Linked DNA regions of Homo sapiens: region 2 is linked to region 1. Evidence: chromatin loops called from intact Hi-C (ENCODE). Cell type or tissue: Calu3. All regions are shown on one strand.

The links. Peaks named below come from ENCODE experiments on the same cell type or tissue, not always from the same donor. Only the 100,000 strongest peaks of a DNase experiment are listed, where the experiment ranks them.
Region 2: a loop joins it to region 1, with 6 times the contacts of the local background. A loop is called at or near these places in 26 of 110 quality-filtered maps.

What each region holds. Positions count from the first base shown.
Region 1 is chr4:46,928,412-46,936,411 of GRCh38, forward strand. GABRA4 (gamma-aminobutyric acid type A receptor subunit alpha4) reads right to left here. Exons shown (of 9, transcript NM_000809.4): 9 at 1-344. Among named protein-coding and RNA genes, the nearest start is that of COX7B2, 23 kb to the left of the region's middle. In Calu3, no CTCF peak of the experiment used is centred here; a DNase peak (open chromatin) is centred at 3,740.
Region 2 is chr4:47,378,989-47,386,988 of GRCh38, forward strand. The region is part of intron 5 of GABRB1 (gamma-aminobutyric acid type A receptor subunit beta1); the gene reads left to right. Among named protein-coding and RNA genes, the nearest start is that of COMMD8, 81 kb to the right of the region's middle. In Calu3, no CTCF peak of the experiment used is centred here; no DNase peak of the experiment used is centred here.

The DNA of each region.
Region 1 (8,000 bases):
ATGGTATTAACTGTGGTCTTTATCCTCTGCAGTCTTGATCCAAACACGTGACGAGTAGAAGCAGATCCAACTGAAGCCTTTCGAGGCATATATCCAGTTCGGATAGAAGTAGGAGAAGCAGATGGAAGTGCTCTTGCTGCAGATATGGTTTCAGCTGCATTTGCACGGCTGAATGGGTTTGGACTGGAAGCTAAGTAAGACCGAGGTGTGCCTTTAGAAGATTCTTGAACAACTGTGGAAGATTTGCTTGAATGGTTTCCCACCTCAGTTCTGTTGCCAACATCAGATTCAGAGTGAACCAAAGCATTTGTTCTTTTTCTCATGTTCAAATTGGCATTTGTATTCTGAAAAGGTATATGAAAAAATATATTGGTTATGTAACTTTATGCAGATTTGTACAAAATTTAAAGGGATCAAAATTCTTAAAATTAGTCATTTCCATAAAATAAAACTTTATTAATAAGCTGTAGTCATCTTGATTTTAAAAACCTTTAAAATACATAACTAAAATATAATGTGCATACATTTGAAACTTTGAATCAAAAATCTTCTATTTCAAAATATGGTACATTCTTATAAATAATTAAACCTTAAATCTATAGAAAAAAGATCAAGTTGTTAGAACTACAAGCTGAGGTCATGCTTAATTGCATTTTAAGAGTTAATGAATACTGCTGTAAAAGTTATTTGTTTAGCTTTATTGCAAATAATATTCTGTATATGTCATATACATTTCAAAGTTTTCTATGTGTTTGTTTTATAAACAGGGAGAACTATACCTAGTCATGTACACAGAATATCAACAATAACAACTATCCATACGTACCTAACATTCCTTTATTTAAAAAAGTCCAAAAACTTTGATTTCTAAGTCCTTTCAATTTACTTTCATGAAAAGCATAGATAATAGTACACATTATTATGAAATCTAATAATACTGACATATTTTATTTTTCACTTCAATTAATGATGAAAATACAAATAAAATTTAATTAGAAAAAGGTTGTATTAGACTTATAAACAGCATCAACCAACAGTTGCATAAATATCTGAATTCAAACCATTAACCAATAAAGAGTGATTAAATTGAAATATTTCACTGCTTTTCAGCAAATTATTTTGTTTGTAGAACAAGATTATATTTGAAGAAAGTTGTGCAGTAAACCACTAAAATTCTTATAATATTGACAGCCACAATAAATAACTATATACATAATTAATTATAGATTCTCCATGCTAATGAAGGACAGTAATTTCTCAGATGTTCCCTGAAATACCCACGTCTGAGTTTTTAGAATATACTATTATATTTTTGCAGGAATTTGTCCTCCCTAACTATGCTTATTCTTAGCTATAGTAATGTTAGATGATCATTACTTTCCATAACTTCTCCCCTTACCATTTCATGAAGTAGATGGTGAGTGAAAAAATGGAGAAATAGAGGAAAGAGAAAGAAGAGCAGCTAATAAAAGGGTGATTGGAAGAAGCCAGCCTCAAAGGGCAATTCACAGATACTAATAATATATGAAGTGGGTAGATTATATACAATTAATTGAAATCTCACTTTAGACATAAAGGTTTATTCTACAAATGTATTCTTTTTTAGTATACTCATCTAGCATGTTTAAAGTTCAATTCATATCTCATAAATCATGACTTCAAGGTCGCTGAGTAGAGAAGGAAAAACAGCCTCACAAAACAGAGCCAGTGTAGACTCTGACAGGTGTAGAAAGCATTCGTCATGTCAGCTTGTAGTATTCTTCTAAGCAGGGTGCAGTTGAACTAATGAGAAATTGTAGCCTAACATATGGCACTGAATTTGGGTGGAGAAAATTGAAATCAAAATTGACATCAACCTGAAAGCTGAAGAACCATTACTTATCCTGCAGTTTTCCTCTATACAGAACATTGTAAATGTCACCTAATTAATCCTCAGATTTTGAATCTCTTGTTACAGAAAAGGATAGTAATTAACTGATTATCATTGATCCTAAAATATTATATACATGGTGAATAACATAAAAAAAGAACAAGGTATATCCTCAAAATTTAAAGAGCATATATAATCATTGGCAAGGAAACATACATACACACATGATACAATAAAAAATATAATGAAAGGTAAAATATATTCAAGAACCAAACTATGACCAAATGCTGAATATCCCAAGAAGAGAAGAAAAGAGAGTAAAATGATAAATTGGACAAACAGGAAAGAAATACATTTTTTTTTCAAATATAATATGATAGTTGCATACCATCTTCTTCTTTCAGTCAGTTAGGTTGTCCATGACCTTTAGAAATCTGTATGTTTCCTAATACCAAATTCTAAGGACTGGAGACTTTCCCTTCCAGCCAAAATGAAGTAACAGGAACTAAGTCTACTTTCCTGCCTAAAATGACCCCCAAAACTTAAAACAAATGCAAAAAAAAAACCTGTTGTTTGAAGAAACTGGCCATTAGACAACACAGAACCATAATCACCGAGAGGGAAGAAACAAACTTGAGAGAGTTGCCATGCTGTGGTTTAGGAAAGGAAAAAACAGAAAAAAACTGGCAGGCTTCCTGAACTGAAGAGATGAAGTTGAGAGTCTTGGGAGACCAAGATGGCTAGAGTTCACAGGACAAAGTACCAGAGATAAGAATGCTAAACAAAGAGAGAACTCCAAAGATCTAAAGAGAGTCCCCATTGAGTATTTTACTAAGCAAAGATCAGTTTATGGGTGTGAGGTAACTACCCAAGGCTGAAAGGAACCGTCCAAAATGATTAGAAGAAACAATACCTGACATTCACCCAAAGCCAGGAATAGTGCATGTTTCCACCTGCTGCACTAGAAAATGTCAACATTCATGTAGCATTTGGTAGAGTACGTAGAAGTTCCTGTCTTAATAGTATAGTATAAATAGCCTCAAACACTGCTCTGGTATTGTCTAATGAATTTTAAGAGCAAGAGTAGGAAGGATCAAACTGACTCTAAGTAACTTTACTGCCCCCCAAAACAAAGTATTAAAACATTTAAGTTCTTTCGTTCTAGACCAGTATGCTTCTGGAATGTCCTGAAATCTTGTGAATTGTGTTCTATATAATAGACTGGCTTCAAAAGTGACACCAATTCATCATTTCTCTTTATATTCCTGCCTCCATATTCATGCTCCACATTCATGTCCAGGAGCTTACCCACTCCTGACCCATCCAGAGTTGGAGTCTATTTTTCCTAAGCTGGCTAATGACTTTCTTTGTTCAATAGTATGTGGCGGAAATGATAGTTTGTCATTTCCAATTCTTAACCTCAACAGTTCTTACTTGCTTACACTCTTTCTGGAAACACTGACACCACCACCATAAGAACAGGTCAGCCTGGGCTAGCCTGCTAGAGATTGAGAGCTCATTTGGAGAATAGCCAGTTATCACAATGAGACAAGCCTAGAACATCCAACAACTAGCTGACACTAGATTCATGAGTGTTCCGTTAAGAGAAAATGAGCTGCCCGAGCAAGCGTAATCAACATCAACAGAATCCACAGTTGATCCACAGATTTGGGAGCAAAAATAAATATTAATTGTGTGTACCTGAAGTATCATTTTTTTTGTTATGCAATATTATTGTGGCAATAGATAATAGATAGATGAGTTAGATCAAAGGTCCTGATGGGAGGTGCTGCCAAGGGCTCGTGAGGGCGGAAGTTCCTCAGACATTCTGGGATACTTAGAAGATTGGCCTGCCCAGAACTCATAGAGGACCTTTAGGGGGCACTGTTGCCTAATCCACACGCTAGCTGAAGGACCAACATATTTTGCCCTTCATAATCCCACTCTATAAGAATTACAATATTTTAAAACAGAAAGGGATTTCAGTGATCAACTTATTCCATTACCTCATTTTCCAGTAGAGAAAAGTAAGAACAGAAAGGTTACAGGTCACTGGAAGTCATACAGCAAGTTACTTACTTGGTGTCTGTTCTGCCTCACTGTAGAGGTTCTCTACTCACAAATGTGGAGGAGGCTTTAAAGAACTTAACAAGCTGCACATATTTGAGTCAGTCAAGTACTCATAGTAGTATAATGTTAAGAAAAATTATACAAGACTTGGACATCAGAAAAAAATACAGCATGTCCTTTCAATGTCATAATAGAGTATTGTTTAACAAGCCCACTCAAGGATTATTAAGTCTTTAGAATAATTTACTTGAGTTTGATTTTGCCATTTAATATTTTATTAGAACCCAAACACTGTCAAGTTAACATATTCAATTATGGATTCCTGTCTAGTACAAAAGATCATGAAAGGTTATGGTTTTATTGCCTTGTCAGACATTAAGCACTTCTGTATTTAACCTACCAGTCTTATTTTACTTTTCCTTTTAAAAAATTGCCTATACGTAGCCATTCCTCAAAAAGATTTTGAATCCATTTTACCATCTAAGTGGGTCTCTCATTAATTAACAATTGAACCAATCTTGGAGACCTGTCCATTCATTATTTGTATGTCATGCTTTTGACAGTTGGAAAACTATATTCTGATGATATCTACTATTGGATAAGTTATAAATATCGAAGAAATAAAATCTTACATTTGAAGAATATGCCTAGAGAAAGAGGAGAGTCTAAGCAAAAATAAAAAGAATCAGTCTAAGGTGGTTAGAAAAAAGAACAATGAAGTAAGAGACTTTTTGAGAGTGGGGTGTGCAACATGAACAGTACCAAAAAGATTACTGTCTGAAAACAAAGATCAAGTGTTTTTATTCCAGTTTAAAAGAAGTAATGAGCTAGAGTATAAAGACTGTCTTATCAATCATTGTAGATTAATGCACACAGTAGGCACCTATTTCATATTTGATAAATTGCATTAAAATGGATATCCTATAGAATCAAGATCCTTTTTCAAATTAGAAAGTGTCAAAAATTTTTATCTGATCTCCAATTTATTATTTCTTTTTCTATGGGACACATCTTTAGAATATTGCAGGTAGTGCCTAAGGCATTTAAGTTATCTTGACTCAATCCCAAGTCTGGCTGAGAATGCCTTAGAAGTTTCACTATTCTGTATATCATATCCTACATAAAGGAAAGTGGAATTAGACTGATTTGAGGCTTAAATCATTGCTCTCTGCCAAGCAGTTAAATGACACTCAAGTTATTTTTGCAGTTATGTCTCAAGTTTTACTCTGTTAAAAGTAGTCATTTTCCATGATGACAGACCACAAAAGGAATAAGGTATCTGCTGATCTATCTGGCACACGACTCACTGGGAAGAATATTCACCCAGCTTTCACATTTTGGTGCAACTAATGTGTCAGAGTGATGTTGTGTTTCGTACAGAGTGTAGAGACTTCAGTGGTTCTATCATGATTTAGCTGATGCACAGTGGTTTCGAACAAGAAAAAGCACCTAAGCTTCATTTGAATTTTAAAAAATGATTTAGTTTGAAATTACTTTGTCATTAGTCACAATAGCCTGAAGCAAGAAAAGAGATGCAAGGTGGTAGATTTAAACATTACCAACAAATTAAAGCAGCAACAGGCAAACAGGAGCAGATCCAGGCAATTCGTCAGTCATGACTGTGATCTGACACAATTTCTAAATAATTTTTATCAACTGCAAAAAAAACTCATCTCAACTTATGACTCTAGCAGCAATGAGATAAAGTGACTAAGATTAGGTCTGCAGAATGCACACAGCTACATTCATATTACTTGCTTGAGAAGCTAATGAAGTTTAATAAAATGTAACTTAATCCTTGTAAATTAAAAACTAACAAGACTGATAACGAATAGGTTTATCTTCTAGAATATCAATGAGTCACATACTAAAAAAAAAGAATCTAGTAATATAAAGACATTTATTCAAGATCATTTGGACAGGACTTCATGGGTAAGCCACACATCTTATTTAATAGGGAAATAAACAAATGTGGTAGAGCAGCTAGAACTAAACTCCAAGGTAATGATTTACTGAGAAATATCAACAGCATTTTTAGAACGTGCTACACGTAGAAATTTTTAACACATCCCCTCCAAATAAACATGCTAAATATTTTATATACCAAGGCACTCTATCATATATTGAGCTCCAAAATGTAGAAACCAAAATGCTGAGTTCCCTATTTATTGTATTTAATTTCCTCCCAATGTTGGCATTTAATTCAATGTTTGTATTTCCATAAGTTACAGAAATACTACTTTCAATATCAGGCACTGGGATAAACTTTTGTTTTCCATTTGGGATTACCAGAAAAAGAAATCTTAAAGAATCCATTCATTTTCCCTTTATATATTTAGAGTTGAGGGTTTAAAACATTAGAATTTCTTTAAGATAGGTGACTTTGTGATTACTTTTGTTTCATACTGATTCCTAGTGTTTCCTTTTTATTTGTAAATGTTTTGTATGGTAGACACATGGCTCCAATGGAGGAAACCGCTTTGTTAGAGACTTCTTTGGTCAGAGCAGAGGTTCTTAGCTTGATTAAGCAAACTTGTTCAAATGCTACCTGAAATCATGCCAGGAACTGCTTTCATCAATGCCGCCAACATAACCCTGGAGAGAAAAGAGTGCAAAGGACACTCCACTCACTTCCTCTAAATACAGATACTATGCTAGATGAATCTTTTCTTATTCAATGTAGAAAAGCAGTATTGTGGTCATACAAAGTGTTTATAAAAATAATCTGAGACTGGTTAAAAACTCAAAGTCTCAAACAAGCCCTATTTGCAGGAAGTGTTTTTCATTAGCTATGCCATTGCCAGTGATCCAGGGATCAGAAATTGAAAAACACTTGCTAAACAGTTAAAATTGTGGGCTCCCAAATAAGACAGACCTGGTTGCAAATACCGAATTTGTCATTTACTAGCTATGAGATATTCAGCAAGTTATTTAGCCTCTCAAAACCTCAAAGTCCTTGCTATAGGAGTAATAATGCTGCCTTCCTCCTAATAAATATATAAGATAATGCATGTAAGGCACTTAGCTTAATGTCTAGCACATAGTAGGATTCAAACGAATATTACATAGAAAGAACCCAGCTGAAGTCACATAATAAGATTCTGCCTCCAAAAGAAAATGATATGTCACAGAAATAAATAATTACGGGAAACAAAATTTTAGAAGACAATATTATACGTCTATGAAAATATGGCCATCATGTCTAATAATTACCAAAGCAAATGATCACTGAAGGAAAGAATAGTCTATGGAGTGGGAGTTGAACAATGAGAACACACGGACACAGGGAGGGGAACATCATACACTAGGGCCTGTTTGGGGTGGGGGGCTAGGGGAGGGATAGCATTGGGAGAAATGTCTAATGTAGATGACGGGTTGATGGGTGCAGCACGCCACCATGGCACGTGTATACCTATGTAACAAACCTGCACGTTCTGCACATGCATCCCAGAACTTAAAGTATAATTTTAAAAAGTTTTTAAAAAAAGAATATTCTATGGTGAAGTCAGTCAGGGAAAGGATGTTGCTGGTGACAATGAGAAATAAATACAAATAAATACAAAATGCAATAGAAAAATCAAAATTCATATAGGTAGTATGGGTGCGAATTAACACTAGAGTAAACCTTATAACTTATGCATAAGACGTATGTCAAAAAGCTCTTCAGGAAAAAGTAGCAATAACAACAACAGCCAAAACAATGGTTAACTTTTCTTGAGTGATTCTTTTGCACCTGGCACTCAGCTAACATGCTTTTAACTGAACTATCTACTACACCTAATGTCATGTGCCATGTAGGAAAGACTACAGCCACAAGTGTTTCAATGTCTAAAAAAAGATGTGGGTTATATAAGAAGGGGATCTTGTGTACTATTCTATCAGATCACTGTTTCTTTTATTCCTTTTCCTTTTTTTGAGACAGAGTTTCGCTCTTGTTGCCCAGGCTGGAGTGCAATGGCGTAATCTTGGCTCACCGCAACCTCTGCCTCCCAGGTTCAAGCAATTCTCCTGCCTCAGCCTGCTGAGTACCTGGGACTACGGGCATGTGCCACCACACCCG
Region 2 (8,000 bases), 450 kb after region 1:
ATGACTTATGTGTTGCTTTTCAAATCCCTCATTATATTCAAGATAACAGATTAACAATGCAATGTGAGATGTGGATAGGTCAATAGATCAAAACTATTCTGCCAATTCCCATAGTGCCTGAATTCATAATCTTGACTGAGCTGAGCCTAATACTGAACATACTATAGTACATAGTATATTACTAAGTATACTATACTATACTGTACTATACTCTACTATACAACTATGCTATACTATAGCTGAACATACTATACCACAGATGGTCCCTGATTGGTGATAGTTTGACGTATACAATTTTTCAACTTTACAGTAGTGCAAAAGGGATACTCATCTAGTAGAAACCATACTTTGAGTACCAATACAGCCATTCAGTTTTTCATTTTCAGTTCAGTATTCAGTAAATTACCTAGGATATTCAACACTTCATTATAAAATAGGCTTTTTGTTAAATGAGTTGGCCTAACTGTGAACTAATGTAAGGTTTTTGAACACATTTAAAGTAGGCTAAACTAAGCTATGCTGTTTGGTAGGTTAGGTGTATTAAGTGCATTTTTTACTATGATATTTTCAATTTATGATTGGTTTATTGGGACACAAACTCATTATAAATTGAAAACCATCTGTGTACTATACTATAGCTAAACATGCTGTACTGTAGTATGTTTAACCATATGAGGTTGTTCTTTTACATCCAGGAAGGGTCAAATATATCAGCACTTTCATATGATTCAACCTAATATGGTATAGGGTAATTTTTTTCTATAGTCTGAAACTAAAAGTATGAATTAGTAATATGAAATAATTAGTATGAAACTAGGCAGTGGAGTGAAGAAGAAAGATTTTGGAAACAGACTAATACTGCCCTAACAAGGCTTGTGACCATGTCATTTAAAATTCCTAAGCCTCAGTTCCCTAATCACTAGAATGGAGATAATAATTTCTTCCCTAATGTTTGCTGTAAGGTTTGAATGATATGGTCATGTACGTAAAAGGCCCAGTTCTATACCTGACCCATTAAAGACACTAAATCAATGGCAACTATAATTATGATCACAAGGGAACATGGATGCTTTTGATATAGGGTGTTATTTAATCACTAGTATTTATTTCCAGGTTTTATTCCGGAGCAGAATTATAATTTGTTGTATATATTCTTAATATAATAATTTCTCTGGAATTGCTTGTTATAATGCATATTACTTGCCTCAGAATTAAAGGTTTATTTTATGGAGCATATAACCAAGTATCAACAAACAGTTGCCTGCCAAGTAATAACTTTAGTAAAAGATAATCTTCGACAGGGAAGAAGTAGACACACAGCGGACTTTCAGTGATAAATATTTATATGAAATTTATCAAAGAATTCCCAGGAGCACTGACTGCTCTAAGCTGTAGAAAAGAAACTTAGCCAACGTCTTCCTTTTGAAATGAAAATCAGTAGCCAGAAGTGGCTAGTCCAAAAGCAATCTAGATAAGGGATAAGCCCCATCTTCATGCTCAGAGTCCTTTAATTAGCACTATGGGATGTGGGTGATAAAGAATTTTTCTAGTACAATTTTATTAAAAAATCCATGTTTTACTAACATGAACTTCTGGAAATTGATCATCCGTCTATTCAACTGAAAAGATAAAAATGGAAATTCTTTGAAGAAAAAGAGTACTTCAGCATCCTCTTAAAACCCTAGATATATTGTTTCATGGGAATTTAACTGTACATCTCCTTGATAGAATTCTATTATGGTTTTTGCTTATATAGGCACACTAGTTATTCAATGAAGATTGGGAATGAGGCACTGGACTTCATAATCTCTGTACTTTTTTCTATAGATAAAGATAAAATGGGTAAGAATTTCAAAGTCTACAAACTAAGATATATGAAAATTCATTCTTTGGTTTTTATGATTTTATTTTAGACTCTATGGTTCAGTCTGATAATGGCCATATACTTCCTCGATTCAGCAATTTTTCAGACACTTCAGATTGTAAATACAGTAACACCAGGATGGTTTATGTTTCCTCCTGTTCTTTCCCATGGCATTGATAGAGGGCTCAGATAGCACAGGGGTAATTGCCACCAGGAGAGCAGGGAAATGTGCCCTAGTCCTTGTGCACTGTCTCCCCGTTGTGCCACACCTACCCCTGAAGTCTATTGTAAGCTCTGGAGGTGACTACAGAAGCCTCACCCTTGGGAGCTAAGGAAGAGAGTTTCTACCTATCATGCTGAGTCTCCTGAGTCCTGGGCCAGCCTCTAACTTCAGCTGTAACTTCTGTCTGGGGCTCACCACAAGCAGGATCAGGTCCTCACTCCACTGGTGACTGGGCATTTTGTGGGTGTCAACTCAGCTCCCACTCAACTCTCTGCACCAGTGATGTGCTCAAGACTTAACTGGTCTTTGTCTGATCCCTGGCAGGAACCATCCATGCTGCATCTTCCAATGGGATGACTCTGAGATCTCTTTCAGGAACACTGGTTCTCTCCCCGTGCGTGTTCATAATCAGGATTCCTCGGAAAGCCTCCCTTAGTTTAATAAACTCAGACAAAATTATCTCTTACACTCCACAGGCTTAACAGAGCATCCTGTCCATTCTCCCAAACAGTGGAATGAACAGCCTTCCCTACAAGGCTTGCTTCTACTCATGTCTCAGAACTTGGAAGAGGCTGTCTAACCTCATATTCCTACCCTAGAACCCAGCTTGAAGGGTCAGAGACAGACACAGGCCTTCCTAAATTCACATCTGACTTTTTCTTTCCTGTCTATTTCTCTTTCCCCCCTTCCCTGCCCTGAAGTGCCTTTAACTAGTGTATGTGCTGGGGAACTTATGGGTGAAGAGAATTATTTAGGAAGTTTGTATGTGTAAACATGCTTCTATCTTACTTTCTCGCCAACAGTTTCTAAACCAAAGAGCAAAGAATTTGCAAAAAATTACAAAGATTGTCAGATGCGAATTTCCCCTGTATCCTCCCCCCTCCAAGTAGTGTGTGACCACATTTTTATTGTCTAGGCTGGGGGTAGGGATAAGGTGCTTGGATTATAGTGAAGAAATTCTATTGTGACTGAATTACAAAACGATTTTGCATCTTCCCTTCTTAAATCTTCTATCCTAATAGAATAGAATCTAGGTATAATTATGCACCACATGTTACATCACCAAAACAAATGGTTTTAACATGAGCCATTCTACCAAACACAGCATCTCATAGCTATAGGCCAGGGTTTTTCAACATCAGCAATATTGACATGTTGGGTGGAATAATTCTTTTTTCTAGGCCACTGTACTGTTCTTTGTGGGAAGTTTAGCAGCATCCCAGGCCTCTACCTACTAAGTACCAGTAGCACTCCTTTCACAACCAAAAATAGACATTGCCAAATGTCTCTGGCAGGGGAAATCACCTGAGGTTGAGAATCACTGTTGTAGACCCACCCTGACACAACATGTGATGCCTATGTACTTGGAAGCATTCTTCTAAGCGTTTTGATGATGGATTGCTTCTAAGAAGCACTCTGTAGCTATCACTTTGCAAAATAACCTCTTTTATCTTTCCTGTAAGTCAGGTAGCACAGATTATTGGCCCCATTTCCACAGAGAGAAACTTGGAAGCATTCAGCCTTCCCAATCAGGTCATGGAACTCTGTACTTCCATTTTCTCCATCTGAAAAAGTGAAAAGTATCATCACTGCTTTTCTTCCCAAGCCTGAGATTGAGCAATAAGTACAGAGCATTGCCCTTTCCTAACTGCTATTCCCAAACTGTTCCATCCCAGGCAGCTCTAAAGACCAATTCATATTTGCAGGACTTCCTATTTCATGGACATCAGAAATAAAGCCTTCAACATAAACAAAATTGGCAGCTAGCCACGTATTTCATCAATGTAACTGCCAAATTACATGGAGTAAAAAATCAATTCTAGCAAAACCAATAATAATCGAATCAGTTCTTTTCCTTCATGCCCAGACACAATGCAATTTTTAAAACACAGACATTAATGTGCCCAACATGCCTACTACAATAACCTCTGTGACACCAATCTAGCACTTGGGAATGAGTGCAGATAAGCTATAGATACAAACAACTGTGAACTGTCAGCTTTACAACATTCTATTCACATGGATTTCAAAAGCCAAGAAATTATACAAGAAAGCATGACAGTTTGTGAATCTCAAAAGCACATAGCCTCCTAGTTGCTAAGGCTATCCAACCTGATTCTAGAGAGGATCCAAAAACCATGCCATATTTGAAGACAGCTGAGAATTGCCAGAGAAAAGCTATTTTTCTAGGAAAGAAAATCCACTATTTTCTATAGACACAAGAGCTTGGTAGAATATGATTATTGGAGGTTGTGTGCAATACCTCTGTGAAAACTCAGGTCAGGGACCACAACTTTGCATCCACAGATGAGAAAGGCATCCAATTTAAAAATTGAATTGGGTAGCAGCTCTCAATAAGTATCATCTGAGAGTGAGTGAATAAGGGATATGAGACTAAAATGATAGATTATACCTAAAAAAAAAATCAGGGACTAGGCAAATAAGTTAATAAAAATGAAAATTAAATTCTGATCTGATATATTAGTAATTTTTAATTCAATGCATCTTATTGCTTCCAGTTGTAAAATCATAACTGAGAGATGTGAAGAATGGGTTCATATCATTTATGGCACATAGATTTTTGTTCATTAATATGCATAGCTAAAATAGCGGGCATATGAGCTACCATACTCCTCAAAATGTTAGTGAAAGTATTATAACTTAAGCATTAAATATACCAAACAGGTCATTTTTTATAGTTACTTTAGTAATCAACTAGAGTTGCATATATTCAGATATATTTCTAGCTAAAGATCTGAATATGTGACAAGGTCTATTAATCATAATTGTTCTAGTGTCACTTAACATAAATGAATTTTAAAATAAAACCTTGTGAGAATCAGTGATCCAAAACTAAAATCATCATGAAAACCTAAAACTCCTGTAACTAAAGGAATAAAATCTTCACAGTATCATGTCGCTGCCTATGAATCTGGAAGATCTTGAGTGCCCTCTACAGGATATTTAAATAACTTTGATGTTTATTTTTCCCAAACAGGCAATTTCTAGAACGTAAAAATAACGTATCAGGTTTTATTTTTTAAATGATTACATATTCACCACGTAAAATTTTTGAAAGAAAAAATCATCCATAATATTATCATTCATAGATAACCACTATTAACTCTTTCCATATATAATCTTTGTTATATGTACACACACACATACATTTTTATTATATTTTTCTCTTAACAACATACCATAAACATTTTGCCATCACTGATTTTGGCAGGTTGAGGATTTTTTTTAGATTTTAATGGATTTTCCAAAAATGTGCTTTATTGACAAATCACTATTTCTCATCAGAATTTCTCAGTGAAAAGTGACCCCCACACCAAAATAAAAAAAAAAAAAGGAAAGAAGGTGAATTTAAATAAAACAAAACAAAACTCAGTAACCACTCAAGGGTGGGTTCATAACCAATAAAATCAGGATACACATGACTCTTCAAACCAAAAATACCATAGAGATATTCTGAATAGTTTCCCACATTGAGGATATAAGGTGGTCTTAGAAATTAAATTAGGTAAATAAGACTGTTATCCAAACTATCAAATCTGGGGTTTCAGGCCAAGAATAACACTGTTAGTGCAGTAAGGTTAAAGTAGTAGTACATTTAAGTTAGCTAGATAAGTGCCTCTGTTTCTATTTTACTTGTCCATGATCTTATTATCCTTAAAGGTAGTTTACACTTCAGAAAATAAAGGCATATTTGACACACTAAGTGCCTGTCAAAATCAGAGGTGACTCCCTTTTCTACACTAGGCCTGATTTTGTTTTTTATTTTTTAAAATAAAGCAATGATGCACATCTTTAAGGATGCCAAATAGATTAGGCATTCTTAACACTCAATTTGAAAACAATCTTTAAAAACATTATGATACTGACACACTAGTTTAGCTTCTTTGCACATGGGGTTAATTCCTTTTCATTTGTCCTAGTGAACGCTGTCATTACACTTTCCGGAGAATATTAACACGAAAGACTTTGCCTACAACCAAACAAATGTTTCAAAGTGGAAAGAGGTTTCAATCTTCCTTTTTAACCAGAGCAGAAATTACTGGCAGAGGCAACATCCTATCATAATAATGCCATGACCTCATCTGAGACTAGTTGAACAGCAAGATCCTCTCTATTCCATGATAACAATAATAAGTCAAGGTTGTCTGAATTTTGAAAGAGATTTCTCACAAACTTTGCAAGGAGTACATGTTTTATTTGGTTACAGTACTGTGAAACTCATCTTTTTGAGAAGGTTGTACCCAGATCTCAGTGGAAATTAAGAACAAGAGTAAACAGTCACAATTTATTTTCATTTCTCACCTGAGATTATTTTAAGAAGGGAGGTGCCGAGAATTGAGATGTTTATTACATGTATAGACGATGCAACAGGATTTCAAGACTGTAAAAGATTTGACCACAGGTATCTAAGAGAAATCTACTCTGTGATTATTAAAATAAATTGAAAACTCTGAACTGCTTTTACTCACAACATTTCTGACACCAAATGTTTGGGTTTGCCTCACACCAACCAATTCTCCTACTCTCTGGACACCAAGTGGATCTCTTACAATTCAATTCTGATTCTAACACTCAAGAGTTAGACTCCAGAGTCAGACTCCACAGGTTTAATGCCTCGGTCCCAGAAGACTGCATTCACTTCTGATGCCATTCACAAGCATTGGGTTCCCGGGTTACCCACAACTCTGTCCTACTTAGCTTCAAATCAGGGGCTCCCACAAACCTCCCTCTAGGTTTGACAATTTGCCGGAATGTCTCACAGAACTCAGGAAAACAGTCTACTTACTACTACTGGTTTATACAACTCAGGAGCAGCCAGATGAAAGAGACACATAGGGCAAAGAATGGCAGGGAGTTGTGGGGGTGCAAAGCTTTCATGCCCTCTCCAGGCATGCCACCCTCCCAGCACCTTGATGTGTTCACCAGCCTGGAAGGTCTTTGAACATTAGTGGGTTTTATGGAAGTTTCATCACATAGGCATGATGGATTATTAACTCAATCTACAGCTTTTCTCTGCTCTCTGGAGGTTGAGGTGGGGACTGTGAAAGTTTCAGGCTTCTAATCTGGGTATGGTCTTTTTGACAACCAGCCCCCATCCTGAAGCCATCTAGATGCTCACCAGAATCACTGCATTAAAATGAGAGATGCTGCTGTCACCCAAGAAATTCCAAGATATTTAAGAGCTCTGTGTCAGGAATGAGGGACAAAATCACATATATATTTATTATGCCACAGAAATAGATGACTAAGGATTTTTTTCTGAGACATAAAATATTCTCCCCTTTGACTATGAAGACAAATAAAATGTAGAGGCTACAAGCTGTTTGTTTTGAGATTTTATTGATAACAAGCACATCAATACAGACAATAAGATTTTTAGCATTTGCAGGTGTGATTATCCTTTACTTCACTGTGTATTGGGGCCATTGAGTAACCGTCACTGTGATCTTTGGCTAGCAATGTACCTAAAACATATGTACCTACATAAATTAATGCAATATAGCTCCATTAGCATGTATAAAGGAAAGCAGACCTTGTGAGTGGGAGGATATTATCATGAGCCTACAGACATTAGTACACCACATGGCTATTTGTGTTTATAGAATGAAATACATCATTCCATTGTCCAAGAAGGAAGGAAAAAAAAATTCAACAGACACTTAAGCTGATGAAATTGAAGCATTCTGGGCAATATAGTAACCCCACATTCTGTAAAAGGAGAATCAGTAATCTATGGAAGCAGCTTGATGTTTCTAAAAATAAGTCTAACAGACCTTACTTTCTTATCTGATAGGCTGCAAAATCAATCAAGAAAAATATGAGAAACATAGAGATATAGACGAAAGGCTAAACAATTAGGAAAATATTAAATGGATAAATGATGGTGTCACC